Regions from separate parts of the Homo sapiens genome. Here region 2 is linked to region 1. The links are chromatin loops, found by intact Hi-C in ENCODE. Cell type or tissue: Panc1. All regions are shown on one strand. Links, peaks and the distances in the headings refer to the core of each region. The heading gives the core; the rest is flanking DNA. Region 1 overlaps SYTL2 (synaptotagmin like 2). Region 2 has its middle 14 kb from the start of SYTL2.

The links. Hi-C counts contacts between places; a loop is a spot of excess contacts. Peaks named below come from ENCODE experiments on the same cell type or tissue, not always from the same donor. Only the 100,000 strongest peaks of a DNase experiment are listed, where the experiment ranks them.
Region 2: a loop joins it to region 1, with 2.2 times the contacts of the local background. A loop is called at or near these places in 66 of 110 quality-filtered maps.

What each region holds. Positions count from the first base shown.
Region 1 is chr11:85,692,731-85,709,393 of GRCh38, reverse strand. It overlaps SYTL2 (synaptotagmin like 2), which reads left to right. Exons shown (of 20, transcript NM_206927.4): 14 at 1-63; 15 at 1,863-1,965; 16 at 4,366-4,536; 17 at 8,801-8,879; 18 at 11,316-11,415; 19 at 13,006-13,211; 20 at 14,054-15,165. The coding sequence ends at 14,199. Among named protein-coding and RNA genes, the nearest start is that of CCDC89, 15 kb to the right of the region's middle. In Panc1, for the core only: no CTCF peak of the experiment used is centred there; no DNase peak of the experiment used is centred there.
Region 2 is chr11:85,819,305-85,831,267 of GRCh38, reverse strand. It overlaps a transcript of SYTL2 not described here. Among named protein-coding and RNA genes, the nearest start is that of SYTL2, 14 kb to the right of the region's middle. In Panc1, for the core only: no CTCF peak of the experiment used is centred there; no DNase peak of the experiment used is centred there; H3K27ac peaks cover 2,500 bases.

The DNA of each region.
Region 1 (16,663 bases), core at 5,517-8,016:
TGTTTTTGTGGCCCAGTGTAAGGACTTAGCAGCAGCGGATGTAAAAAAACAGCGTTCAGACCCGTAAGTACATTTTAGAGTCACCTACCTTCTCTTAGTTCTCCAACTGTCAATCTTACAGGAATTGGAAGGAAATAAAGTAATCAAGAGGAGGGAGGGTATGTGTTAAGAGGAATGTTTGAAAAGTTGGGGGGAAATGCTGTTTTATTCTATAAATTCATATGTCAAACATTAAATTATAAAAATCACAGAGAAAGGCCGGGCACGGTGGCTCACGCCTGTAATCCCAGCACTTTGGGAGGCCGAGGCGGGCGGATCACAAGGTCAGGAGATCGAGACCATCCTGGCTAACATGGTGAAACCCCATCTCTACTAAAAATACAAAAAATTAGCTGGGCGTGGTGGCGGGCGCCTGTAGTCCCAGCTACTCGGGAGGCTGAGGCAGGAGAATGGCGAGGAGGCGGAGCTTGCAGTGAGCTGAGATCGGGCCACTGCACTCCAGCCTGGGCGACAGAGTGAGACTCCATCTCAAAAAAAAAAAAAAAAAAAAAAAAAATCACAGAGAAGCACAAAATGTTTCAACTTGGAAAGAACCTTTGGGGTCATCTTGTTCAGTTCCTTCATTTTACAGATAAGAACGCAAGGACCAGAGAAGACAAGTAACCCATATATGTGAATTCAGATAGAAGCAAAATGAGGAATGAGGACCTGAACCCATCTCTTTCCACCACACTCTCAAACTTTTTACAAAATTAGGGATACATGGGACACACTTCATAAAGCTCAGTGGTATAAAAATAGTTAAGACTCTAGAATGAGAGAATTTTCATATTTAAATTATATCTTACAGAACTTTAGGGGAAATTACTAAAATTATTGTTTTAAATCACAGGTTTAATTGCACTTCAGTTTTTTTTCTTTTTTTGCAAACGCTGAATGGTATTCCCTACTTATCCCTATACAGAAGTCTGATTCTTAATTATTTTGCTGAGACAAGTGCAATCCTTTTTTCTTTTATTCTTATTATAAAAACAACTGAGCTCAACATCCTTTATTTTTTTAACATTGAAGATAACTTGACTAGGTATTTACTAAGATTAATTTATTTCAAAAGACGGTAACAAAAACTTAAAAATACTGCAAGCACCAAAGCGTTTTCTCAGAGGGGAACAAACTAGGGGAACAAACAGATTTAAGCTCTATGCTGAAAGTGTGTTTTCTTTTTTTCTTTTTTTTTTTTGAGGTGGAGTTTCACTGTTGTTGCCCAGGCTGGCACGATCTCAGCTCACAGCAACCTTCGCCTCCCGGGTTCAAGCGATTCTCCTGCCTCAGCCTCCTGACTAGCTGGAATTACAGGCATGCATCACCACACCCAGCTAACTTTGTAGCTCTGTGTGTGTGTGTGTGTGTGTGTGTGGTTTTTTTTTTTTTTTTTTTGAGACCAGCCTGGCTCATGGGGTTTTTCCATGTTGGTCAGGCTGGTCTTGAACTCCCGACCTCAGGTGATCTGCTCACCTTGGCCTCCCAGAGTGCTGGGATTACAGGTGTGAGCCACCGTGCCTGGCCTGGAAGTGTGTTTTCTGCCCCTTTCCACCCCTGCATATTAGTTAAGGCCAAAGGAAAAAAGGAATGCAGGAAATGCCCGTTAAAAATCTTCAAAACAATATAAAATGATCAATTCCACTAAAACCCTTTACACATTTAAGTATAAAGGTATTGGTAGGAAAATTTGTTATTCACTGCTTTTCTCAGTGTCATGAAATAATTATTTCTGCTGTCAGTTTTCAATGTATTTAAAAAACTAGAGGTGGAAACATAACTTTTATTTTCTTTGACTTTGTCTGTTCAATTCTCCTTTTCAGATATGTAAAGGCCTATTTGCTACCAGACAAAGGCAAAATGGGCAAGAAGAAAACACTCGTAGTGAAGAAAACCTTGAATCCTGTGTATAACGAAATACTGCGGGTATCTATGAACTCTCTCTATAGGAAAATCCTAGATGGTGACCTGTTTACCATGTCTTCTTTGGGTAGTAGCTCTACAGGATAAAGTCAGTCACCAAGAGAGGAGAAGGAAGGGAATACAAATGTTCTGAGACTGTTTTGTTTGAGACAAAACAACCTGAATGTTGTATACGTTATTTCATTCACTCCCCATATATAAACTGCCAGGCTGGTATTGGTATCTGCATCTCACAGATGAGGCAAATGAAACTTGGAGAAATGAAGTAACTTATTTAAAAACACACAGCTTGGCTGGGTGAGGTGGTTCACGCCTGTAATCCCAGCAACTTTGGGAGGCCGAGGTGGGTGGATCCCTTGAGGTCAGGAGTTCAAGACCAGTCTGGCCAACATGGTGAAACCCTGTCTGTACTAAAAATACAAAAATGAGCCAGCATGGTGGCAGGCACCTGTAATCCCAGCTACTTGGGAAGCTGAGGCAGGAGAATGACTTGAACCAGGGAGGCGGAGGTTGCAGTGAGCCAAGATCACACCACTGCACTCCAGCATGGGTGACGAGTGAAACTCTGTCTCAAAAAACAAAACAACAAAACAAAACAAAAAACAAAAAAAACCCACAGCTGATAAAGTTGAGCATTGCAACCAGAATGATCTTATAAAAGCACAATTCTGATTATGCTATTTTTCTGCTTTCTATAACCCTTAGGGTCAAAGCCATCTTTCTTAACATGCACACCAGTCCCTTCACAACCTGAACTCCAGCCTCAACTTTCCTCTCTCATAGTCTTTGTTCCAGTCACCCTGAATTCTTTTCATTATTTTAAGGAAGTACATTTTCTCACAATTCTGTGAATTTCTGTTCCTTCAGGCTGGAATATTCTTCCACACATTATTTCCCTAACTGCCTCCTGTACTGTCTTAAATACCTCCTCTTATGAGGGGCTGTGCTTAACCCCTAAGTTCTCCTGCTGTCTGCTGCCTCAGTAATCTTGCTTTATAGCAGGATATGTTAACAGCAGTTTAACTAGTGGTTTTATTGTCTTCCTTGCCACTAAATTGTAAGTTCCATGAGGGTAGGGACCAACTTGGTGTTGTTTGTAAACTGTGTGTCTTTGGGCACCTCAGATCTGCCAAGTCGGGTTAATGCTAGTTTTCAGATTTGCAAAAGGAAGATAATAATAGTACTTACCTACCTACCTTAGCAGTGGAGAACAGTAAATTAGTTAATTTGTGTGAAAGATCAACACACATTAAGCATTTAATAAATCTTGATCCTTAATCTGGGATAGGTATTCAAAATATGTTTACTGGAAAGATAAATGGACAGATGAATAGAAAGTATACTTGGCTCATATTCTTTTTCTTCCCAAAACTACATCATGCTGCCTTAGTCATGACTAACAGATCATTTAAAACTAAAAATAAGTGTTGTTCATTCCCTCTTTCTGAAAACTCTGTCCAAGTATTTGATCATCCTCTGGAAAAATAAGCAGTTAAATCAACACTCAGTCATCCATGGTCTGAATTAACCACCTGTAGAATTTTTGTACCAAGTTTTTAATTACAGTTTGACTATGATATACCCTAGTACCCTGGCTATTTCTGGGTCAGCTACTTCAACCCTATACTCAGGAAAAGCCAGATAATTTAAATGTTAAGCTCAGAGAAAGGCAGACTTACTACAACCACAGTGGACATTCAAGTAGTACATCATGAAGCCAAATGGAAATTATTTTTAGATTAGAAGTACTATTGTCCTTTCCATGATTATATGTAATTAAAGATTGACTACATTTGAGATGAAAAACTGTTAGGATGCCAGACCTTTTCTACTTGGCCATATGCAGCAGGAAAAGACAAGTTTATTTATTTATTTATTTTAAATACCTCATCTGTGTGGGATGTTGATAGTGGGGGAGGTGTGTGTATGTGGCAGCATACATGGCATATGGGAACTCTGTTCTTTCTGCTCAGTTTTGCTGTAAACCGAAAACTGCTCTAAAAAGACTATTTTAAAAAAGACCTTGTTCTTAAGTAGAAAACAGAGAATTCGGTTACATTTGATTTGTATTTTAGACTCAATTTTGTATTACATCTAGTCTAAAAATATTCAGCGAAAATTGAAAAACTGGCTTTTATTGTTAGAGAGCTATTACCAACTATGATATCTGAGCCTTGGTTTGCTTTTCCAGAGTGGGGAAGCAAATCAGCTTTTATGAAAGATGGATTTTAGCTCTTTGAAACAAGATGCTTAGAATAAGATGACTTTGCAATATTTTTGGGACTCGAAACCTAACAGATAAGAAAATTTGCTATATACAGATGAATTTCTCTTCATCTCTGTGTTATAACTTTGGCATCAAGTAATGTTTTTCATCATTTAATTTTCTTCTTTGAACTTCAGTATAAAATTGAAAAACAAATCTTAAAGACACAGAAATTGAACCTGTCCATTTGGCATCGGGATACATTTAAGCGCAATAGTTTCCTAGGGGAGGTGGAACTTGATTTGGAAACATGGGACTGGGATAACAAACAGAATAAACAATTGAGATGGTACCCTCTGAAGCGGAAGGTGAGTCCGGAATTTTTTGTTTGTTTATTTGGTTGGTTGATGTGGTACCTAGTGTATAGGAAAAAGCTTAATTGCATTTAATTCAGAGTACAGATCTGTAGTTTGGGAGAATTTTAAACTAGAGGAAAAAAAAGAAAGGTAAAAAAGGTTATTGGGAACATGTTTAAATCATTTAACACAAATGTTTCAGAGACTTCAGGAAGGTCTTTTAAATAATTCAGTCCTTTGAAATTTGATACTGACTTTTAGCCTAATATTTGGCTGAATTTTGATAAATGTTCCATGTGTTACTTGAGACCAAAGTGTATTCAATGATTAAAGGATGTAATGTTCTATATTTATCAATTAAGTCAAAACTAGTTCCTGAAATCTTTTATATCCTCATGGGTTTTATGTCTGTGTGTACTGTGAATTACTAGGAGAGTTACAATTGTGAATTTGTCTTTTTCTCCTTTTAGTTTTATTATTTTTGATTCACTATATTTGAGATTGTCTTATTACATATACATACAACTGTAATTGTTATATTTTCTTGATGAATTAACCATTTTATCATTTTGAAATTCCCTTTTTATCTCTAGTAATGCTTATTGCCTTAAAATCTACTTTGCCTGTATTTATATAGCTCTATTAGCTTCCTTTTGATTAGAAGTTTGTTTCTATCTTTTGATTTTCAGCCTTTTAAAATTCTTATAGTTCAGATATATTTTTATAAGCAATAGTTTTGATGTTTTTCCAGTCTTAAAATATTTGTCTCTTAATTGGATTATCTAGTCCATTTGCACTTAATATAAATATTGATGTATTTGGGTCCAAATCTAGTATCTTACTATTTGTCCTGTTTTCTTATTTTCGTAATTGCCTCCTTTGGGATTATTATTCCATTTTTTCTCTCTCTTAATATGTCAGTCATAGTTTATTTTCATTTTTCTTTATTAGTTCCTGTAGAGATTATAATATGCACCCTTGAATTCAAACTGTAATATAAATTAGAACTTTTGCCACTTTCAGAACAGTGGAAGGAACCAAGAACATTTTAACTCCATTTACCCATTCTCTCATCCTTTGTGCTATTTTTGGTCATGTTTTAATTGTATATATTTTTAAGTCCCATAAGACATTACCGTTATTGTTTTATACGGTCTATTAATTTAGATTTAACCACATATTTGCCTTTCCCTTGCTCTTTATCCTTTCCTGGATTTATCCGTGGAGTTGTTTCTTCTGTTCAAGACTCTCCTTTAGTTTTACTCTTAGTGAATATCTCCTGGCAACAGATTATTTCAGATTTTCTTGGTATCATAACATCTTTTTCAATCTTGGAGGGATATTTTTGCTCTGTTGCTAGGTTGACAATTATTTCTTTCAGTGTTTTGAAGATGTCATTTCATAGTATTTGGTCATTTCTGTTGTGAAGTCAGCTGTTAGTCTTATTTTTGCTCCTTTGAAGGTTATGTGTTCTTTTCCAGATTTTAGGATACTTTTCTTTGTCTTTGATTTTTAGCAATTGTACTATAATGAGCCTAGGTGTAGTTTTCTTTAATTTATCCTGAGGTTTGGGGTTCAGTGAGCTGCTTGAATCTATCTATGTTTTGGTATCTTTCATCACTTTGAAAATTTCTCAGCAACTATTTCTTCAAATATTACTTTTGCCCCACTATTTTCTCCTCTCCTTCTGGAAACTCCAATTACAAGTATGTTATACCTTTTTATTCTGTCCAACATGTCTCTTATGGTCTTTTCTGTATACTTTTTTTCTTATATTTCAGTCCATGTTTTGCTAACCTTTTCACAATTCAACAATTTTATCTGCTATGTCTATTCTGTTGTTAAAACCATCTACAATTTAAGCCAATCTATAATATAAAGCTTATATTTTCGAAAGCATATTTTCTTTTGACTATTTTGATTCCATTTCTCTCCTAAAATTCTCTATCTTAACATTGTCTTTAAAAATATAGCATGCAAAGTTATTTAATGTATGTACTTAAAAATTCCAGTATCTTAAACATTTGTGAGTCCTGCTTATCTATTTTTTAAAATCTTAGTTTGGACACTTAGTTCTTTGTCTTGGTATGCCCGTTCATTTTTTGATCATATGTGGGGTATTGCATATGAGAACGTTCTAGGAATAATTGGGGAGGATTTACTTTTGCTTCTGATACAGCAGGCACAGACCACCTTCATTTAATCTGGGAATAAACTGACTTTGAAGCACAAGCCCAGTTTTCATGTGATCTGGTCTAGTTTTTGTTTGCTTATATTCCTAGGCTAAGGCCCTTCAGAGGTTCCAACTGAAAGCCATGGGAAATAGTTCTCAAAATCAGCATGCATCTGATTCACCTGAAGGACTTATTAAATCACAGATTCTGGGGCTGGGTGCGGTGGCTCTCAGCTTTAATCCCAGCACTTTGGGAGGCTGAGGTGTGGATTGCTTGAGTCCAGGAGTTGGATGGAGACAAGCCTGAGGAACGTGGCAAAACCCTGCCTTTGCAAAGAAATTAACCAGGCTTGGTGGCATGCACCTATAGCCCCAGCTACTCAAGAGGCTGAAATGGGAGGATCACTTGAACCCAGGAGGTGGTGGTTGCAATGAACTGAGATCACGCCATTGCACTCCAGTGTGGGCAACAAAGCGAGACCCTGTCTCAAAAAAAAAAAAAAAATAGACCCACTAGATTCTGAGCCCTATTCCCAAGGTTTACGGGCCCAAGAATATACATTTTTAACAGGTTCCCTGTCAATGCAGCTGACCTAGAAACGGTACTTTGAAAACCACTGGTCTAGAGTGTTTTTCCAGTGCCATTCCTTCTTGACAGGCCGTGGGCTCCAAGTTTTGTCTCCCCAGCCTCATGAAACTGCTAAAAGTCCTGCTTACCTTTTCAGTCTCATTCTGTTAGGCTTTTTATGTGCTCAGTTTGGCACTACTTAAATGTCTCAAAGTGAAAAGCAGAGAAGAATGTCAGACTCTAAGATCTTGTTCATTTGAGTCCTGTCTGTGTTAATAATTCTTTAGCACTTTCAAACTGATATTTAAAATCCCACCTTTTAAATTGTTATTAGTTTAGGGGTTGATGTGATCCAAGCTAGTCCATCATAGTAGGAAGTGATAAATATAAATAACTAATACAAACCATAACTTAGTGTCTACACAACAGTGGAACTGTTTTAGTTCCACTAAAGAAATGGTTCTCAAATGTTATATCAAAATCACTTGAAGCACTTATTTCTAGCCCTACCCAAGACCTGAACTCCTCAGAAGATATCAAAAGCATCTCATTTTTAACTGGCTACCATTACGTTTCTGATACATACCCATATTTTGAAAATAAAGCTCTAAAGAGCCAGAATTTGAAAGTAAAAAACTATCTTATGCAGGTTTCTTATACAGGTTTAGCATCCCTAATTCAAAAATTTCAAATCCATAATGCTCCAAAATCTGAAACTTTTTGAGTGCCGATATGATGCCGTAAGTGGAAAATTCCACACCTGCTTCATGTGATGGGTTGCATAAAGTTATTAAAAATGTTATATAAAATTACCTTCAGGCTATGTGTAGAAGATGTATATGAAACATAAATGAATTTTGTGTTTAGACTTGGGTCCCATCCCTAAGATATCTCATTACGTATATGCAAATATTACGAATTTCAAAAAACAAATCCGAAATCTGAAACTTTTCTGATCCCAAGCATTTCAGATAAGGAATATTCAACGTGTACTTGAAAATAACAGATAGAAGTTTAAAAAATTATTGTTCAGTCTTTGTTATACTTACAGACTTCTATGCATTTGGCCTAAAATAATCAGATTAGTGCAGCTTTGAAAATGTAAGATATGGCCTTTCCCCCCTTACTTTCACACACTATCTCATACTCCTTCAAATAAAGGGAATACAAATAAATTGTTTTATATGCTGGCTGAATAGCTAACAAAATATTTGTGTTTTGATCAAAATTAAAGCATTCAAAGAAACCTCTCCCATCTCCAAGAAAGCCATTCTGGTTTCTTCACCATCTTTGAGACTAAAGGCCTTGAAATATTTTCTGGGTATCCTGCAAGATTTTTCAAGATATACAACCTAGTTTTCCCAGGTATTAAGGCAACAGTCTAGTTCTGATGCAGAGAGAAATTTTAATCCAGAGCACTCATGAGTGACACATGGTCCCAGAAATGGGACAGATATGGTTCTGTAATGAGACCTATACCAACAAACAGGATGAAAAGTTTGTCTCCCACCTGCTGACATTTCTTCACTTTTCAGACAGCACCAGTTGCCCTTGAAGCAGAAAACAGAGGTGAAATGAAACTAGCTCTCCAGTATGTCCCAGAGCCAGTCCCTGGTATGTAATGACTTTCTATTCAGATTTATGTCCTTTCCTTATCCCTCCCTTCTCACAGTATTTACTATGCGTTTTCAAAGGTGAGGCCCTAAAGAAACTTATCAAGTTAGTAACGTATAGACCAAATGAGTCTATTCACAGTTGTAAATAAGAAAATTCTTTTTTTGTTATTGTGGCAAAAAAAAAAAAAAAAGAAAACATAAAATCTACCATCTTCACCATTTTTAACTGTACAGCTTAGTAGTGCTAAGTATATTCACACTGTTGGGAAACAGATCTCCAGAACCTTTTCATCTTGCAAATCTGAACCTGTTTATCTATTAACCAACAATTTCCTTTTCCTCTACTACCAGCTTCTGGTAATCATCATTTTACTTTCTGTTTCTATAAGAAAGTTCTCATTTTTTTTTTTAGTTTAGTTTATAGTCATTAGGTTTCACCTCACTCTCCAAAAATTTGTATCTGCACAATGTGAATGGCCTGTATTCAGAATTTGTGTATTCCTGTGTTTGGAATTTGGACTTATTGATAGTGCTATAAGAATAGAACCTGAGTGTTCTTTTTCACAGGTGGGAATTAAGAGGACTCCAGAGAACTTAAAGCTCATTCACCCTCCACTCTCAGGGTCTCATTAAGAGATAAAGCTTTTCCCTCAAGATTATTAATTGCCTCCTTGTCAGGTCTTCAGCCCAGTTAAGGAGCAAGAGACTAGCAGGAAATGAATGCCAGCCAGCTCCTTGCTCCATTTCCCAAGCAAGTTCCCCAAGTTAGTCTCTTTAAGAATCTGTATGAATGTTATGGCTGAAATCAGAGGTTGTAAACTCAAATGCTTTCAGTAACCAGGCAGTGAAGCTAGTGAGATGGAAGAAATAATTGATGGTGAGGATAGTGACTGAACTAAAGAAAAGCATTCTGATGTAGTTTATACCGCCCCCCGCCCCCCAAAAAAGAAAGAATTAGAGGGCAAGTAAAGCATATTTTCAGGCTGGATTGCTGTCAGACTGCCACCTTTGAACTTCTGGATTTTCCTAAAAGGTAGATTCTTTTGCATATAATTTGTATCCTATCATTTAAAGTCAACATTCATAGAAATCCCATTTCCCTTTTTCCTTCTATCACTTGGTAGTAGAGGGCAGGGGTATTGTGTGTTGTGATGGGTGCCACCATGTCTGAATTTTTGTCCACGTAGTTTTTCTTCTTTGAAATGGCTTCCTCTTCTCCTCAACCTACCAAAGTCTTAGATGAAGCCCCATCTCCTCCATAAAGCTTTCCCTAACTATATTAGATCTCACTGATCATATCATCTTCTAGAACATTACAGTAATAACTTGGAGTTTCACTGTATATTACATTTTTATCATTTTATTTGAATTATTCTCTCCAACATAACTATAAACATTTCCCAAGGGCATAGATTATTTCATGTATTCTCTGTATATCTAATGATGTTCCTAGCATAGCATAGAGATGAGCTTATGATAGATCCTCACTAAGTACTGTTTGGTTGACTGATTGAGCTAACCCATTCAGAAAAATCTGGTGGCATTCCTCTGTTCGTATGAACCCAGCCTAGACAACAATTTCAGACTAAGCCAACTTCTTAGTAACTATCTGCCCATAATATTAACTATTACGTATGTACATACAGTATCCCTATAAAATGTTTAACCACTCTTGACTGGGGGTGGTGGCTCACGCCTGTAATCCCAACACTTTAGGAGGCTGAGGCTGGTGGATCCCTTGAGCTTAAGAGTTCAAGACAAGCCTGGGCAACATGACGAAACTCTGTCTCTACAAAAATTTAAAAATTAGCCAAGTGTGGTGGCACATGCCTGTAGTTGCAGCTCCTCTGGGAGGGCTGAGGTAGGAGGATCACTTGAGCCCAGGAGGTTGAGGCTGCAGTGAGCCATGATTGTGCCACTGAACTCCAACCTGGGTGACAGAGTGAGACCCTGTCTCAAAAAAAAAAGTATAACTACTCTTAAAAATGACTATACCTTAGCCAATACCTGTTTTGGTTACTTTATACCCAAATATGTTTTAAATGTCTTCCACTAGCACCAACTGATACTGGTATTAATGTTTGCAAGGTATATGCATTTCATTGAAATGTTTTGAATATAACTGTAAATGGATGATTCACATTCCTGGTGTTTGATTTTGTTGAATCAAGCAAAACCCCAAATGAATGATGTGCTAATGATGTAATACTTGGTACTTAAAGCCAATATGAATTATTTTTATAGAGCTATCGAGTTCAGTAAAACCAGATTATGAAGACTTAGTTAAGACTGTATAGATTTAATCAGTTCAGATGATATCATCAAATACTAGCTAGTATCTCCATGCCAGAACATTTTTAGGCTGACATCTTTGGACGCAGTATTGCCAAGGGAGAACTGGCAGTGAAAATTTTCTCTTCTTTTTCTATTGTAGGTAAAAAGCTTCCTACAACTGGAGAAGTGCACATCTGGGTGAAGGAATGCCTTGATCTACCACTGCTAAGGGGAAGTCATCTAAATTCTTTTGTTAAATGGTAATAGTATTGATGACTCTGTCTGCAACAGTTCTGTAGCCTGGTCTTTGCTGGTTAGTTTCGGTTCTCTATATCTGTAATACTGACTCATCATTCATAATTTAAATGAATTTACTTGGGATAATGGAGACATGAATTGGAGGAATCTATATCATGAACTCTCAAGGCTTCATTTGGCTTTAAAATCATAAAGTAAGAGGTCAAATGAAACTAGAGACCTCATACTCAATGTGTAATGTGTTCTAGGGAAAACATCTGTTGGTGAGGGCAATAATCAGTTCAAAAGAGTTTATTAAATTTCTAATGGTAAGATGTCACACCCCTTGACTCCTTTATGGAGCAGGGAGAATTCCTTCTCTCCTTTGTCCCACCTGTTTTGTGGCCTATTTGCAAACGGTCATTGTATGAGACTGCAGATATTTGGAAAATGATTTGCTAATCAACCCTTACTAAGAGCTTGAGACAGTTTGGGTTTTTAAGTGGCAAACTCTTCTCTCTGTTATACATATAAAGTGACTGGCATCTAGTAAATAATAACTAAACAGATATTAGTATGCTCTCCTAGTTTCTCTAATTTTATTTATATATAGTCTACCAGAAGACCAACTGTAGCTTTTTAAATATATGTGACATATATCTGGTACAGCGAGGTGTCTCACGCCTATAATTCCAGCACTTTGGGAGGCCAAGGCGGACGGATCACTGGAGCCCAGGAGTTCAAGACCAGCCTGGTCAACATAGCCAAACCCCTTCTCTATTAAATAAATAAATATATATGTGACATATATCTAAGTAGCATAGATGATATTATTTATGATTTTCCCTACACATTATCTTTATAGATGTCAGCTGGTAAGATTTTTTTGGCTCAAGTCAGCCTCATTCTAAGACCAAGTCAGTCAGTCACATTCTGAGACCATTCACAGACCTTCTTGCCTTGTGTTGCCACTTGTATTGTCTTATATTGCCACTTACAAGAGGCATGGTAGGTTAAAGTTCATTTAATTGTTATCATAAATGAAATGTAAGTGATTGTAAAAAAAAAATTACATAATTTATTTCCAAAGTCAAATCTAGCAATTTGGAGAGGTTTCTCTTCTTTTTCTATTCTGTATAACACAAATGTCTTAGGCTATCACAGCTAATCAGGATAGCCTGTGCTTGCAAATTTTAAAGGAATCCTCAAATGATTACTAGCATATTAAGCACTTACTAAATGCAGGCATGGAGCTAAGTGTTTTGCATATGTTATTTAATTCTAATTTTAGCCTTATGAAATCAGCATCACCATTCCCATTTTATAGATGAAGAAGCAAGTGTCCGTAAGGTTGAGTAACTTTCCCTAAAATGCATACCCAGGAGGTAGCAGAGTCAGGATTCAAACCAAGTATAGCTGACTCTAGGTCCAGAGTCTTTTCAGCATGATGTGTTCCTACCCCCTACCCCACTGTCTGCCAAACCACCACCACCACTATCTCTCCACATCTTTTCCTCCATTGTCAATCTTTAATAGCTGTGTTGTTATGTATTGAAAGCATGAATGTTCACTATCTTACTAAAATGCTCCCACAATCATGCCTCTTTTTGTAGTACCATCCTTCCAGATACAAGTAGGAAAAGTCGCCAGAAGACAAGAGCTGTAGGGAAAACCACCAACCCTATCTTCAACCACACTATGGTGTATGATGGGTTCAGGCCTGAAGATCTGATGGAAGCCTGTGTAGAGCTTACTGTCTGGGACCATTACAAATTAACCAACCAATTTTTGGGAGGTCTTCGTATTGGCTTTGGAACAGGTACTGTTTGCTACATTTTTAATTCTCCATGAGCCAAATTTTTCTAGAGATACTAGAGGTTTGTTTGTTGCTTTGCTTCTTCCCAGTGAAAACCGAGATATCCTGAAAACAGATATCTCTTAAGTATAGTGAAATAAATGAGTAAAGAAATGTCAGGTTGTATGCCAAGGGCTCCAGATATGAGGATTAACAGGGTGAAGTGTCTCTGCATATAGAGTTTAAGTTATTGTGGCAGTGGCAGGGACAGAAAAGCCTTCATCACTAGTCTGCCCTGCAAAAACATTTATGGTCCTTCAAGGCTAAATATATGCTTTGAGTAATAACAATAACATTTTTGGAGCACCAGTCACTGTATTAAATGCTTCATTTACATTATTTCATTGAATCCTCACAAGTCTATGAGGTAGTTACTAATGTTACCCCAAAGGAACTGATAGTCCAAGAAAGTAAGTAACATAGCTACAAAGTGGCAGAGCCAAGATTCAAAATTGAGTCTGTTAGACACTAAAGCCTTAGTCACACTAACCTAGAGATTATCTAGTGTCATCTCCAACCCAGTGCAGGAGTCCTCCCAACTCCCTTATTCCCTGATGAATTTTCATCTGGCCTTTACATTAACTTGAAGAAAAATCATTGCTCTAGGAATTATGGTAATGATTACAAACATGAAGTCACTCAGACAATTGAACAGTTCTTCCTTATGTTGAGTCTCACATCTGCCCTCCCAGTGAAGAAAGCTCCTCCTAGCTTCCACTGGTGGTTATAATTAGGGAATAACTTTCCCTCTTTCCCCTACCCCCAATGAGCTGTTTCTTTCTAAATGCAAAGCTTCCTTTTTTCAGGTAAAAGTTATGGGACTGAAGTGGACTGGATGGACTCTACTTCAGAGGAAGTTGCTCTCTGGGAGAAGATGGTAAACTCCCCCAATACTTGGATTGAAGCAACACTGCCTCTCAGAATGCTTTTGATTGCCAAGATTTCCAAATGAGCCCAAATTCCACTGGCTCCTCCACTGAAAACTACTAAACCGGTGGAATCTGATCTTGAAAATCTGAGTAGGTGGACAAATATCCTCACTTTCTATCTATTGCACCTAAGGAATACTACACAGCATGTAAAAGTCAATCTGCATGTGCTTCTTTGATTACAAGGCCCAAGGGATTTAAATATAACAAAATGTGTAATTTGTGACTCTAATATTAAATAAGATATTTGAACAAGCTAGGAAAATTGAATTTCTGCTGCTGCTTCAAAGAAAAAGCTGCCCCAGAGCATTAAACATGGGGTATTGTTAAGAAGCAAAATGTTCTTGTTTGCCATCATGTGTTTCACACCACAATTCTGTGCCACAGTTAAGAGGGTCTGGTACCCTTGCAGGACCTTTGTAGGTTGTGGGAAAAAGTCGCAGAAAGATACTCAAAGTGGAGCAGGGAATGGAGACAGACATCAGTGATGATAAAAAAAAAAATGGACCTTAAGAAACTATTTACTCTGTAATCTCTAATAAAATATGGAATTCCATATTAGGGCAATGAGACTGAAACTACTGGTGTTTTTCTGCCTTGAGAAAACAAACAGTTAAAACAAGCCTCAAATGTATTTTAGTGCCACCCACTGGCCATAGGTACAATTCAGTTGTTGGCTTGTTTTGACTTAATTCTAAAATAGGTCTCAAGCCTGTATTTTTATGAGTTTATTTTTTTAAAACCCTGCATATATATGATTGTTTTTCTTATAACTTTACTATATGAAAGCAGCATAAGAGTAGTCACAAACATGTTTTGCAACAAAGTTTTAATTAGAATGTAAGTTGCTCAGTTATACTGTTCTTCTTATGTATGTAAAATTTTCGTATTTTGTAAAAACCCTTAGAATAAATTATCATTTGATTTAAATTGTATTAGAAAATTAGCGTGACTTCTCATTTTAAATAAAATATTTTAGGAATTCTAAACATCTAAATTTCCTAACAAGGCTAATGAACTTCTTCTGGGCTAATGTTTCTGCAGTCTTCACTGCAATTCTGGGCATCATCTCCCCTAAGTGGGCAACTTTGGCTATGTTATTAAGAGTAGGATTTTTATTTTTATTTATTTTGTTTTAAAGGACATAGCAGATCTCAAGGATTTTTATTTTTTTTTAAGTAGTTAAAATGCTTTGGGGATGATTTTAGTATATGAAGCACATTACTCTCCCTTAGGACCCAACCAGCTTAATTTTCTGAAAACAAGCACTGATTTAATGTAGGTTCAAGAAAGCCTGAGTGACAGGCGAACATGGGATCTTACAACAAGCATCTCATAAATGTCATTGAAAACAACTAGAATGCTTGCCTGTTCTTCCTGAACAGATACTAGAACGTTCTACCCACTTGTCAATAAGAGTGACTAATCTAGGTCAATGCCCTTTCCATTGTCTCCTCAGGTCTTTTTTTTTTTTTTTTTGAGATGGAGTGTCGCTTGGTCACCTAGGCCGGAGTGCGCTGGCGTGATCTCGGCTCACTGCAACCTCTGCTTCCCGGGTTCAAGCAGTTCTCCTGCCTCAGCCTCCTGAGTAGCTGGGATTACAGGTGCCCACCACCATGCCCGGCCAATTTTTGTATTTTTAGTAGAGATGGGGTTTTACCACGTTGGCCAGGCTGGTCTCGAGAATTCCTGACCTTGCGATCTGCCTGCCTCGGCCTCCCAACCCAGGTTTTTTATTAGAGTGCTTAGTCTAGCTCTATTTATCATTCCCGCTCTGACCTTAAGGAAGGGCAAAATGAGCTAATTAGAGTCACGCTTCTAGAGCACAGCGGTAGAAGCACAAACCCTGTTCTGGCTTGTGCCAGATCATAGTACAAGCTACTTCCTCAGGCTTTCTTTCAGTTACCTGTAAAACCAGCATCCAGCCAGCTCTGGAGCAATAATGAGATTGGCTCCATTATCTCCCCATCTAGGACCAGGACTGCCTGTCTCATCCTATCCCCCGATCCCTCATCTTCAAAACACCAAAGTGGGAAATAGAACCCCCCACCTTCTTTGCATCTATCCACAGCACTTCTGACTGCCTCAAGAAGTCCAAGGAGAGGTTTCACATGAAAAAAAAATATAAATCATAAATTTAATCTTCCCTGGTTCAAAAGGAAGGCTAAGTGTGAGCTTCATGCTTTATAAAATGTAAGCACGGCTGGGTGTGGTGGCTCATGCTTGTAATTCCAACACTTTGGGAGGCTGAGGCAAGAGCATTGATTGAGGCCAGAAGTTCAAGACCAGCCTGGGAAGCATAGCAAGATCCCATCTCTAGAAAAACTAAAAAAATTAGCTGGGCATGGTGGTGTGTGCCTGTAATCCTAGCTACTTGGGAGGCTGAGGTGGGAGAATTGCTTGAGCCTAGGAGTTTGAGGCTGCAGTGAGTTTTGATTGTGCCACTGCACTCCAGCCTGGGAGACAGAAGGAGATCCTGTCTCTTTA
Region 2 (11,963 bases), core at 7,754-10,253, 120 kb before region 1:
CTGCATAATGCCAGTTTCTTTTAAAGCTAGTATCCTTCATAGATCTGATACTGGTGAACTTGAGCCTTTTTCTGAAGAGTGACTACTTAAGCACACAATTGATGAATTATGAGTATCCACACATGACTCAATAGTCTGTATTTCTGCTATTGTTAAGGCAGCAACAATCTTTATTATTTATTTATTAACACCCACTGAATACACTCAACTTGGGTTAGCCAGCCCAAAGACCCATGAATAAAACCCCAGGGCGTAGAACTGAAAGTTGATCAAGAGCAGGTGCTGCTTCCATGAATCTGGCGAAGAATTTTGAGATATAGTGGCCTAGTTTTTGTTGCCCCAAAGCTGACCCTAATGCAAGAACTTGGGATGTAGGTAGTTTTTTAAGGAAGTGATCCTAGGAAGCATAAATCAGGAAGTGGGGGAAGTGGAGAGGGAAGGGAGAAATGTTAATTTAAAAATGTGTTAATGAGTAAGTTTCTGCTGCAGGAAACTGGGGTCCATCTCACTAGGGATGCTGTAAGGACGCTGAAGGAAGAAGCTCCAAAATTGTCCCACCACAGGATAGAGAAGCTAGAGTATTTATCCACATATTCCTATCTTCATTGTTTGAAATATGTCCCTGAGAATTAGGGGCATCTGTCCCTTTCTCCCACCCCTTTGTGGGCTGAGCAAACTCTTGTGAGCTGAAGAAAGTCCTAGACAAAGACACAAAGAGACATCAGCCATTGAGATAGAGCTGCAGGTAAACTCAGAGGTTGGACAAGGGGATATGTCTGGAGCATAAACACCACATGCTGCATGGAAGGTTTAGGATCTTTGATGTGACAGATTTTCAATGCAAGGTGTCAATGAATGTGTAGTGGCATGGTTAAAGCAATGGGTTTATAAACTCTGAAGGAGTCCTTCACCATTTTTTTCTCAGAATGAAAATTGATGAAGTGCACAATTGGCTAGTCAACTCAGTTGTTTGGTATCCAGTAGACCATTGGTTTTCAAAGCATGGTCTCCAGTCCTGCAACATCAACATCACTTAAAATTAGTTAGGAATGAAATGAATAGGGGCCCACCACAGCCCTATTGACTCAGAAACTCCGGAGTGGTACTCAAAAATCTGTGCCAAGCCCTCCAAGAAATCTTGATACACACTGAAGTTTGAGAATGATTGATATTAGACAAAACACTGTACTGTGAGACGTAACTTTATCCCAACCACAGGGTAGTTAACTGTGTATAAAGAGAACTGTTTGGTTTCTGGTCTTAGTTGGATGTGAATATGGACCAATTAGTTGACATTTAGAAATTGTTTCCAATCTGTAAAATGAGAAGTTTGGATTAGTGTACTGCTGTTTCAAAGTTTTTTAAAGAAGTGGAATACCTACCTTCTTCCAAAGAAATTTTACTTGAAACATCAACCCTTATATACTAAAATGTCGGTATACAAGACATATAAAAACAGAGCTCCAGCATCATTAATCATCAGAGAAATGCAAATCAAAACTACAATGAGATACCATAGTACACCAGTCAGAATGGCAATTATTAAAAAATAACAGATGCTGGGGAGGCTGTGGAGAAAAGGAAACACTTATACACTGTTAGTGGGAATGCAAACCAGTTCAGCCACTGTGGAAAGCAGTTGAGAGGTTTCTCAAAGAACTTAAAACAGAACTACCATTTGACCCAGCAATCCCACTACTGGGTGTATACCCAAAGAAAAGTGATTCATTCTATCAAAAAGACATGTGAACTTGTATGCTCATTTCAACAGTACTCACAATAGCAAAGACATGGAATCAACCTACGTGCCCATCGACAGTGGATTGGATAAAGCAAATGTGGTACATATACACCATGGAATACTACACAGCCATAAAAAAGAACAAAATCATGTCCTTTGCAGCAACATGGATGGACCTGGAGACCATTATCCTAAGAACTGCATGCTATCACTTATAAGTGGGAGCTAAATATTGAATACACATAAACATAAAGATGGGAACAATAGACACTCAGGACTACCAGATGAGGGAGGGAGCAGGGCATGGGCTTAAAAACCACCTATTTGGTACTATGCTTACTAACTGGTGACCCAATCATTTGTACCTCAAACTTCAGCATCACATAATATACCCCCATAACAAACCTGCACATTTACCCCTTAATCTATAATAAAAGTTGAAACTATAAAACAAACAAACAAACAAAAAAAAAAAAACAGAGCTCTTTTTTGGGTATGGTGGCCCAGTATCCTGTCTTCTTACCTTCCCTAAGGTGGCTTCCCAAGCACCACTGTGGATCTTCAGGGTTTCAAGAAGTATAGTTTGAGAGCTACTGCACAGAAGACCAGGGTCCTACTGCAATATGATCTGAGACAGCAGGCAGACTTAACCACTATTTACTTGATGATGACATTAACATAGACCTGGGATCATAAACCTTGGGTTCAAGGCCTTGGCTGTACCCCTACTAGCAGGACAACCATGGACAAATCATGTAGTCTCCGTGGCCTTAGCATCCTCATTTATTAAATGGCATTGACTCTGATTCTTGTCAAACCTGTCTTAGAGGGCTGTTGAGAGGATCAAATGAAATCATGCATGTGATTATAGTTTATAAATTGCTAAGTCTTGTTTAGTTGAAAGGGATTATTGTGGGAGAAATTATCCTTCCAGGTAGTTTTCCTTTGTAACTGGTGCCAAAGATAGGTAGAGATAGACAGAGAATGTAAATAGTTAAATGGTCTGTAGTTTCTGCCTTATCTTAGAGGGATGCAAATATAATTTTCCTTTTTAATTAAAAACCTGTTTACTATGATGAGTCACTTAAGCAGAGACTTGAGTTAACCGGTTGAATCATTCTACAAAGCTTGTAAAAGTAATGTTTGAGTAATACTATCTAAAGAGATCATTTTTCTTAACCATTTACTGCCTACATACTAATAATTCAAACATATTTTGGAATATGTTGACCTTAGTGTTTGCAGCTGCTTGCATATGCAGAAAAAATTTAGTATAACATTAATTCATATTTATTTAGTTCATTTTTCTGCCAGATAAGTCTTCTGGGAGTGACTCATTCATCCACCACAGAGATGCCTGAGAAATACCAAACAGCATGTTTTATGGCTGTATTTTGCCATCAGGGAAGTTATAAATAATTCCTTGTGGAACTTTTAGAAGACAATCTAGTAGGAATGCCAAACGTAGTCACTACAGTTAGCTAGTAGTGAGGTTGAAGACCTATTTATTTCCAAACCCTCAGGATGGCAGAGGGTTAAGATAAAGTCTGAAAACTGTCATCCTAAGAAACAGATATTTGCCAGTAACTCTCAATGGCCACATTGAGGTTGCCTAGCAACTTTTTGTGAGTGTGTTTCACTTTGCATTTGCTAAACACATTCTTATCACTACCTAGATCTTCAACCTAACACTGTTGTACTCCAGTCAAAACTCTCTGAGTGGGAATCAACACAGACTTGACAAGGATTTTCTTATGACTACCCCATATCTGGGTGGAGGGGCTGTCAACATTTCTGAACCTTGGAGCTAGCTAGGAGACATGGAACAAGCTTCCTGTAAGTGTGCTCATTCACTCATTCAAAAAAGAGACAGATACCCAGAACTTACTATTTATAAGGCACTGTGCTGGCCACAGTGGACAAAACAGGCCTTTGCTAGGATCCATAGAATATGGAGGAGTTGGCAGGCAGGAATTAGGGGTGGGGAGACAAAGAAGCATGGAGGGGAGCAGAGAGTGCTTCCAGCAGAGAGAACAGCCCCTGGAAAGGCCCAGAAAAGAATGAATGGCATATTGTGAAGACTGAAGAGAGACCACAATAGATAAAGTACAGGGAGCCATAGGGGTAGTGAGGTGAGCTGGTGCCAGATGCTGGAGGACCTTGTCATCATGGGATCCCTTTTCCTCATTTCTTTAAAGCTAGGACCGGTGCAGAGCAGTGCTTCCCAACTGCTCCATGGAATCCAGTGGGGTCCACCTAGGGGCCTCAGAGGGCCTTGGGGAATAGAGGTGGGAAGGGAATGGCTCTGGGATCCAACTTCTGCCTCAGTAACAACAGCATTGCTAATATCCATTTCAAATGTTGGGGATCTGAGTAAGATCACATTGGAAGACAGGGCTCCATGGATTAAAAAAATGATTGAAAGCCACCAGGTCCCCTCTGACTCTGACATCCTTGGATAATAGTATTCCATGCTGATCTCCCTGAGACTATGCTTTCTGGGTTACTGGGTCCTTCGGCTTATTATCTCCTAAGGAGGAGCCCATTCCTGACTGAAAACACTCAGGGTTATGGTGTGAGCAAAGGTCCTGGGACTTGCTAGCCTGTTTTTCACAGAACTTTCAGAAATGGTCCCTGAAATTTCACTTTCCCACTTTCACTGTTCATCTCTTCATGTCAGCAGGAGAGAAGACCTTTCGGCAGGATTCATACCTGCCTTCACGAGGAGTGAATATGTTGTGATGCTGAGTCCCTGCCGACTGTGAACTAGAGCTTTATAGCACATCCACCTCCAGGCTGAAGGGAGTTAAACGAGCATGGGTAGCAACTTCTCCTAAAGTGAGAGCTCTCTCTCTGACATACCGTTAGAGGCTCAGCAAGTATCAGCAGAATTGTTTGCTTTCTGTTTCTCCCCAGCCCCTTGTCCTCCAGACGCTGGCTCCCTAGACCAGCACAGCCTGTTTTAGCTTCTCTCTCACCTGACTCCCCTGGACTTGATTTCTTGCCTCCTTGACCTCTGGACATTGCCTCAAGACCAGGCTCCTGGTCTGAAATTCAACCTTTGCTCACATACACATGGAATCTGCAGACTGTCTCTGCACAGATGGATTGAGGGCCTGGCTCCTCTGATGCAGAGCAGCCTGGCCATCTGCCCAAACCCTCACAGACAGTGGTCCTAATTTAGGGAATCAGTTTGGACACTACTTGACAGCTCTGCCTTCCCCAGCCACTCCCAGCTGCAGCCACTAGATGTCTTCCAGCAGGAGACAGGCCTCCTCAGTCCTCCTGTGCATCCTGACATAAGCAGTGCTTTTCAATGTTTAATGTCAAAAGAATCACCTGGGGATCTGGCCAAAATTATAGGTCTGGGGTGGGGCCAGACAGCCTGCATTTCTAAGACGTTCCCAGGGAATATCAATGTTCATGAACTCCACTTTGAGTAATAAGAAAGAGAATGTGAATAGACTAGCAGCCTCAGCCTCACCTGAGAATGGGATCTGGAATTAGTTTCTTAAGAGTTTTTCACTTATTAGTACACATTTATTAAACACTCTTTCTCTCCGTGGCAGTTGCTATGCTGCTAAGACCCATTCTTTGCTTTCCAAGGAGCTTACAATCTAACAAAATAATATTTCCGTTGCTTAATTCTCACAAGATCCCTATGAAATCATGATTAGTGCCATTTTATACATAAGGAAACAGTCTTAGAGAAGTTAAGAGATTTGTGAAAGATTACACTAACGGGAAATGACAGCCTGGATTCCAGTTAAAACATTGCTCTGGCTCTGGGCCTTCATGCTTTCTAGGATATCTCATGCACCTTTTTCTTGATATTTTTGTGCTGCCCAAATCCATACAGTTGTGTTTCTGCCTCAGTTTCCTTGCCTAACACTTTAGTTGTGGATTAGGCTGAGCTATGCTCCAACCCTCTTCCCCAAATCTTGCTAGAGATCAGGGACCCAGCTCTTTCCAGTCTTTCCTCACCTACCCATCCCCTGTGGGGTCTTCCTATAGATAGTCCAGTTGCTTGGAAACACAAACCGTTGCTCCATGTTGCAAAATAGCTTCTAGGAACTAGCCAGGAAAATGTTCTCTTCCCTCTATAACTCAACCTCATGGTCCTTTTTTTTTTTTTTTTTGAGACGGAGTCTCGCTCTGTCGCCCAGGCTGGAGTGCAGTGGCGGGATCTCGGCTCACTGCAAGCTCCGCCTCCCGGGTTCACGCCATTCTCCTGCCTCAGCCTCCCAAGTAGCTGGGACTACAGGCGCCCGCCACTACGCCCGGCTAATTTTTTGTATTTTTAGTAGAGACGGGGTTTCACCGTTTTAGCCGGGATGGTCTCGATCTCCTGACCTCGTGATCCGCCCGCCTCGGCCTCCCAACTCATGGTCCTTTAGAGCTGCACACTCAGCATCAGGCACTTCAAAACATAAGTAAGCTATGTATTAGGCGTAGTGAACAAAGAAGGAAGTGACACTGATTTATGCAGCATTCATTCTCCAGCCTCTTAACCCAGGGCAATGCACTAATGATCCAGACATCCTTTTCCTAGGGATGGACGTAGCAGCTAGTGGAGCTCCTGAAGTGGCTTGTCCCAAACCCTATCTCAGCTGTGCTAGTCTCTCTGCCAGCGCTCTAGGGAGAGCAGAAAGGGTGGGATAGATTCTGGAGGAGTCGTCTTCGCAGGATAAATGTTACACAGGCCATAGCAGCTCTCCTCTGTGGTCATGGCTTTGACTTCTCCTAGTGCCCGCACTTTCTTTTCCCCTGCCCTGCTAAGCAGGACCTGCTTCTCAAGCAAGCAAGGAGCTTACTTTCTATTGGCTCCCTTACTCATTTAGTTTTCCTGGAGGACAGGGAAAAGGAGAAATCTTTGCTATGGCCTCAACTATTTTATTTTAGAATGGCAGAATTTAGAAATAGGAATTGAGAAATGTATAATTGCCAGTTCTCACTGACCATTGCAATATTTTCTGTTACTCAATACAAACCATTCTACCCCAAGACACTCAGTGTGACTTTTAGTGGGAAATCTTCAGTGAAATTCTATAAACCATACCCAGGCTGATCCTTTCTTTCACATTCTAATCCTCAAGGAAGATGATCATAAAGCTGATCTTAGGTAAATCTTCTGTGGATGGTATGTCATTTTGAATGATGCCTCCTGCTTGTATAAATGTTCCTTCCCTCCTCACACACACCCAACAGTCAGTAATACCCATCCTGCACAAACCCAAGTTTGCCGTGGACCTTCAGACCCTGTAGTTTAATGTCAGCTGGATGCTCTGATCCTAACCTCTCCAATCTTCTTCCCCACCTCTGTCTGTATTGCTGAGGCCCCAGCATATACTACTCAGCAGCCTGCTGGAGGAGTTATATTATTAGACTGTTTTAACCACATCATAGTTAAAACAGTGCTCTGTAAGTCACTGAGACTCCATTTGCACTCACCCGCACTCAGACAAAATGTAAACATGTTCATGGGTGGCAGTGTGGTGGCCTGTGGTTTCCTTTAATTCAAAGTTAAAGTCCCATTCAGGGTTTCCCATGGTTTCTTTGCAAGTCCCAGAATTGTTACTTGTTTACTCTGAACATGAAGGTGGCTGATGGAAGTTCAACCTGACTAACCACAGCATCCTGTAGTCAGCACATAGATGACTGGAGCTTACGTAGAGTTTACATGCATCTTGAAAACTTTTGAGTGTTATTTGAGCTAGTGCCTTAAGAAGTAACCCGGAGTAAAATCTTAAAGCTTTGCATCAATATTTTCTTTTTGGTATTCCACTCAAGTATAAAAGGTCTTGTGGTCCAACTCTATAATTTTTGACTGTATAATTTTGGCAATTTCCAGGCATTTTTCTATGGAAAATTCCTTTCAACCCAGTAACGGATACTTAGTAGTATTGATAGAATTGACCACAAGTGTTTTAAAAATAGGAAACTTAAAGAAACAAAAAGGGAAATAAATTAGTACATTTTAGATGTTTTAAAAGTGGATTAAAGTACTAATATAAAGCATAATGGGTAAACTATATCTTTACCTTCTTTCAAGTCCACATGCTATTTCTTGCCTTAGAAATTTGTAAATGATCTTAATGTAGAAAGTATCTGACTGAAGACTGTGCAAGCTGGCAGCTGCTAGACTACTAAAATCTTGAATTTTACTGTTGGTGAATGTCAGCCGGCAACATGTACTTGATATTCTATTTAAGGCTATTGGCACACTAGAAGATAATCTAGGACTCAGCACATTTCCCAAACACTCATCAATTATTTATTCATTCTACAAATATATCCAGTGCCTACTATGTGTCAGAAACTGCTTTGGATTTTAAGCCTTAAAATGATGAAAAAGACAATGTTTCTGCCTGCATGGAACTTATATTCTAGTGGAGGCTCAAATGTTTGTTAGTTGAGTAAGTGAATAAATGAAGGAGGGTGGCAAGAGGGAGGAGGCTGGGACTAGGCTGGATTGTGGTGAAAGCAACCAATGTTCCATGATAATGCCTGAGGGCTTAGTCACAGCCACAAGGTTAGGTCCAAGTGTTTAAGCCAGCATGGCGACCTTACCATTCTCTTCACACTCAGAGGCCTACAAGGAGGCCCTGTCTCCATATTCAAGTGCTTGCTTGGGAAGTCATTGCTTTTTGCACCTCCATCCTCCCTTTTGCATGCACTTGTTCCTTAATGTTGGCGTTAGTTACGGTCCTACTCCCTGTCAGCTTGTCCGTCCTCTCTGCCAGGCTCTTTGGATTGATACTTCTTTGGCCTGACTGTGGATTCCTCTTCTTGCCTTTGTCCCTAAATACTTTCCTTGGGATTCCTTCTTGTCTTTATCTACTACTTCCCCTAGCTAATGGCCAGATCTATCCCAATCTGAGCACAGCTATAGTTTCTGATTTGAAGCCTTAGATACTCCCTGACCTAATGGGAAATGAGATGTCAGGGAGTGGAACTTAGCAGCAGCAGTTTCCAGACAGTGATGGCTCTCAGATCCAGGCAGGCAGCAAGGCTGAGTTTGCAGGGGTTCATCTAATTTGGAATAGGACCACAACTAGGAGGAGGAGTTTGACAGGAGAAGGTCAATGGCTCAGGGATTCAAGACAGGTTCTCTGCCCTGGCAGAATAAGTAAAGTGTAGAGCAAATAGTAAGATCCAGTCTTATAGATGCTTGAGCATGGCCAAGGTTGGGGCAAGGCTGTACCTTGCTGCAAGGGGTGGGCTCCAAGCTCATTTTTTGTTAGCAGTAGCCATTCCAGACCCCATGACTAGGAGTCCGAGATCATTGATCTGGTAGTCTGCTTACACCTGAGACTCACAGAGAAAACTGGCTGCAAGAACAGACTTTGAGAGGAGACAGACTAGGGTGCGAATCCCTTCACCTCTCTGATCCTTAGTATCCTCACTTGTAAAATGGGAGTGGTAACACCTGCCTTACAGGGATGTGGTAAGGATTCAATGAATTTGGTATAACTATTAGATCTCTTTGAAATGGAAAGCAGATAAATGAGTCTTTGAGCACCTAGGGCTCTCTATGAGGCCCAACTAAGGGTGGAAATGGCCAGGGCCCCAGTGCTGGTGTGGCTGGCTCTGCTGCCACTGGCAGGGTCTAGCACAGTCATTCAGGTAGAGCTATTCAAGAGCAACAACACCCAGTGGTTGTGCTCTCCCACTGGATTCTGGGGAGTGGTTGGATGTTGGCTCATTCATCTCTGCCACATGCTCATGTGTATATAGTCATCTTATGTTTGTCTTGGCTCTGCTGTGAGCACATTACCTCTCTGGGTACTGAATCTACTTCCTTTAATCTCAAAAAACATTGACCAAAAACTGAAAATGGACATATATATAGCTCCTGTCCCTGAGTCCGTTCCACATACTTAAGCTTCTTTCATTCTTCTGCTCAGAAATCTTCAGTTGCTTGTTATATTTAACTGTACCATTGCTGGACTTTCCAGGCCTTTTATAATCTGATTTTAACATGTCTGGCCATTCTGCTCCCTTTGCTTCCTAACACTCGCCTTCTTTGTCCCACTGGAACCTGTGTCTCTCAATCACGGCTTGCTTCTCCCAGCTCTGGTGCCTTCACCTCCAGTTGTCCCTGTTATTCCTCTTTTAAAAATCCTACTCTTTCTTTAACGTGGCTCAAGTCTCACCTTTCCCTTTTTTGACTCCTGGAGTCCTTATTGGTCTACATGTCTCTGAACTCCTGTGATACTTAATATTTTAGAATCTATAAGATGCTCTAAACTGAAGATAAACCATTACTTTATGTACCATTAGAAAAACACTTCTAATTAAACTGGCAATTGTAGAATGCAGAACACATCCTTATTTCAGAAATGTTAAGCTATAAAAAAAGATGTGCATCTTAGAATCAATGAAATATGGTAACTAGTATGGATATTATTCATAATTAATAGGTGTTATCACTGTTTCAGAGTTGCCTGTTTATTTCACTGACTCACCCACTAGAAAGTACACTTCATGAGGACAGACTTCATGCCTGGCTCATTCACTGTTGTATCCCCCAGCATGCAGCACCCTGCCTGGCACTCAATAAATGATTGGATAAATGGATTTCTAAAGTGATTGAAAAGTTCCTTGAAGGCAGGGATTATGCACTGAACTCTTATATGTCTCCTACAGTATACTTACTTTAAAAATTGAGATATAACATGCATTTAGTAAAGTGCCCAAATCTTAAGTGTGCAGCCTAAAGTCTTTTTACGTATGTATACATCTCTCAAATGAAGATGTAGAACGTTTTCTTGTGGTATGTTTCCCAGTGCTGAGGAATAGGAGATACACATCAGTATTTATCAATACTTACTGATTGATTAAATAGGCTTTAGCAACCCCTGTATACCTCAGATGCAACTATTTTTCCTAGTTTAATGGCTCTTAAACTCTCGTACATGCCAGAATCACCTGGAAGGCTTACAGAAGTGCAGACTGCTTGGCCTCACCCCCAGAGTTAGAATGTCTGTGGTAGAGCCTGATAATCTGCTTTTCTAACATGTTCCCAGGTGATGCTGATGCTGCTTCTATGGGGTGGAAAATAGATTCTTTTTCTGGGTATTAAATGTCTTCCAAATCAGGTGCTCACTCTAGGCAGGGGTTCTTTATCTTTATTTTGCCATGGGCAGTCTGGGAAGTTTGGTAAAACCCATGTGCTCCTTCTCAGAATAATGTTTCTAAATGAAATAAAATAAAATACCCAGGATTACATAGAAAATCAATTATATTTAAATCGTTGTTCAAATTATTTTAAAGTTATTTTTAAAAATTTAGTATTTACAATATCTGCAACAAGTCAACTGTAGTGTTAAATAAAAATGTGAGATTTCTATTGGTGATAAAGTTGCATCTACTGATAATACTACTGTGGGTTGTTGCTTACATTTATAATGGAAGGAAATGCTAAATTTCAAATAGGCATTGATGAAAATAAAGAACCTAGGTTAGGAATCCTTGCCATGCTGCAATCTAAAATGAAATGATCTGCGCTTTGTATTTGGTGAAGTTCTCAAAAATTCAATTCAGTGCAGTGTCCCTCATGCAGAGACAGTGATGCTGGACATTGAGAGAGAGGAATAAGATACTGTCTCTTCCCTTATTCATGAAACTTCCATTTTGGAGAGTGAACACCAAAATATAAACAATAATTAAAGTGGAGTGTTACATATGCAGAAATACAAGAATGCACAAAGCATGTAAGTAGAAGATGGAATGATTTATGTTAGAGCATGAGAGAGAGGGATGAGATCTCAGTTAACTAGAATCCAGTTGAATGGAAGTTGTGGCAGCAGACTGTTACATTGGTGGTCCCTGATGAAACATGCTTCCAGATATTCAGGCCCTCCCACATTGATACTGAACTTGGCTACAAAACCTGCTTTGGCCAAATGAACATTAGCAAGCATGACATAAACACTTGCACATTGAGGCTTGACTCTTGCAATGCTTGGGATCCAGCAGCCATGTGAAAAGCTTAGGCTAAATTACTGAATGAGAGGCCATGTGGGCAGAGGCCTAGGAGAAGGAGAGACCATCTTGGGGCTTCCACCCTCAGCTGAGCTCTCAGCTGAGTGCAGCCGCATAAGGAATCCCAAGTAGTGAGTGCGGCAACAGAACCATCCAACCCACAGAATCGTGAGAAATTATAAATCATCATTTGACCACTGCATTTTGGAGTGGTTTGCAGCAAGCATACCAATAG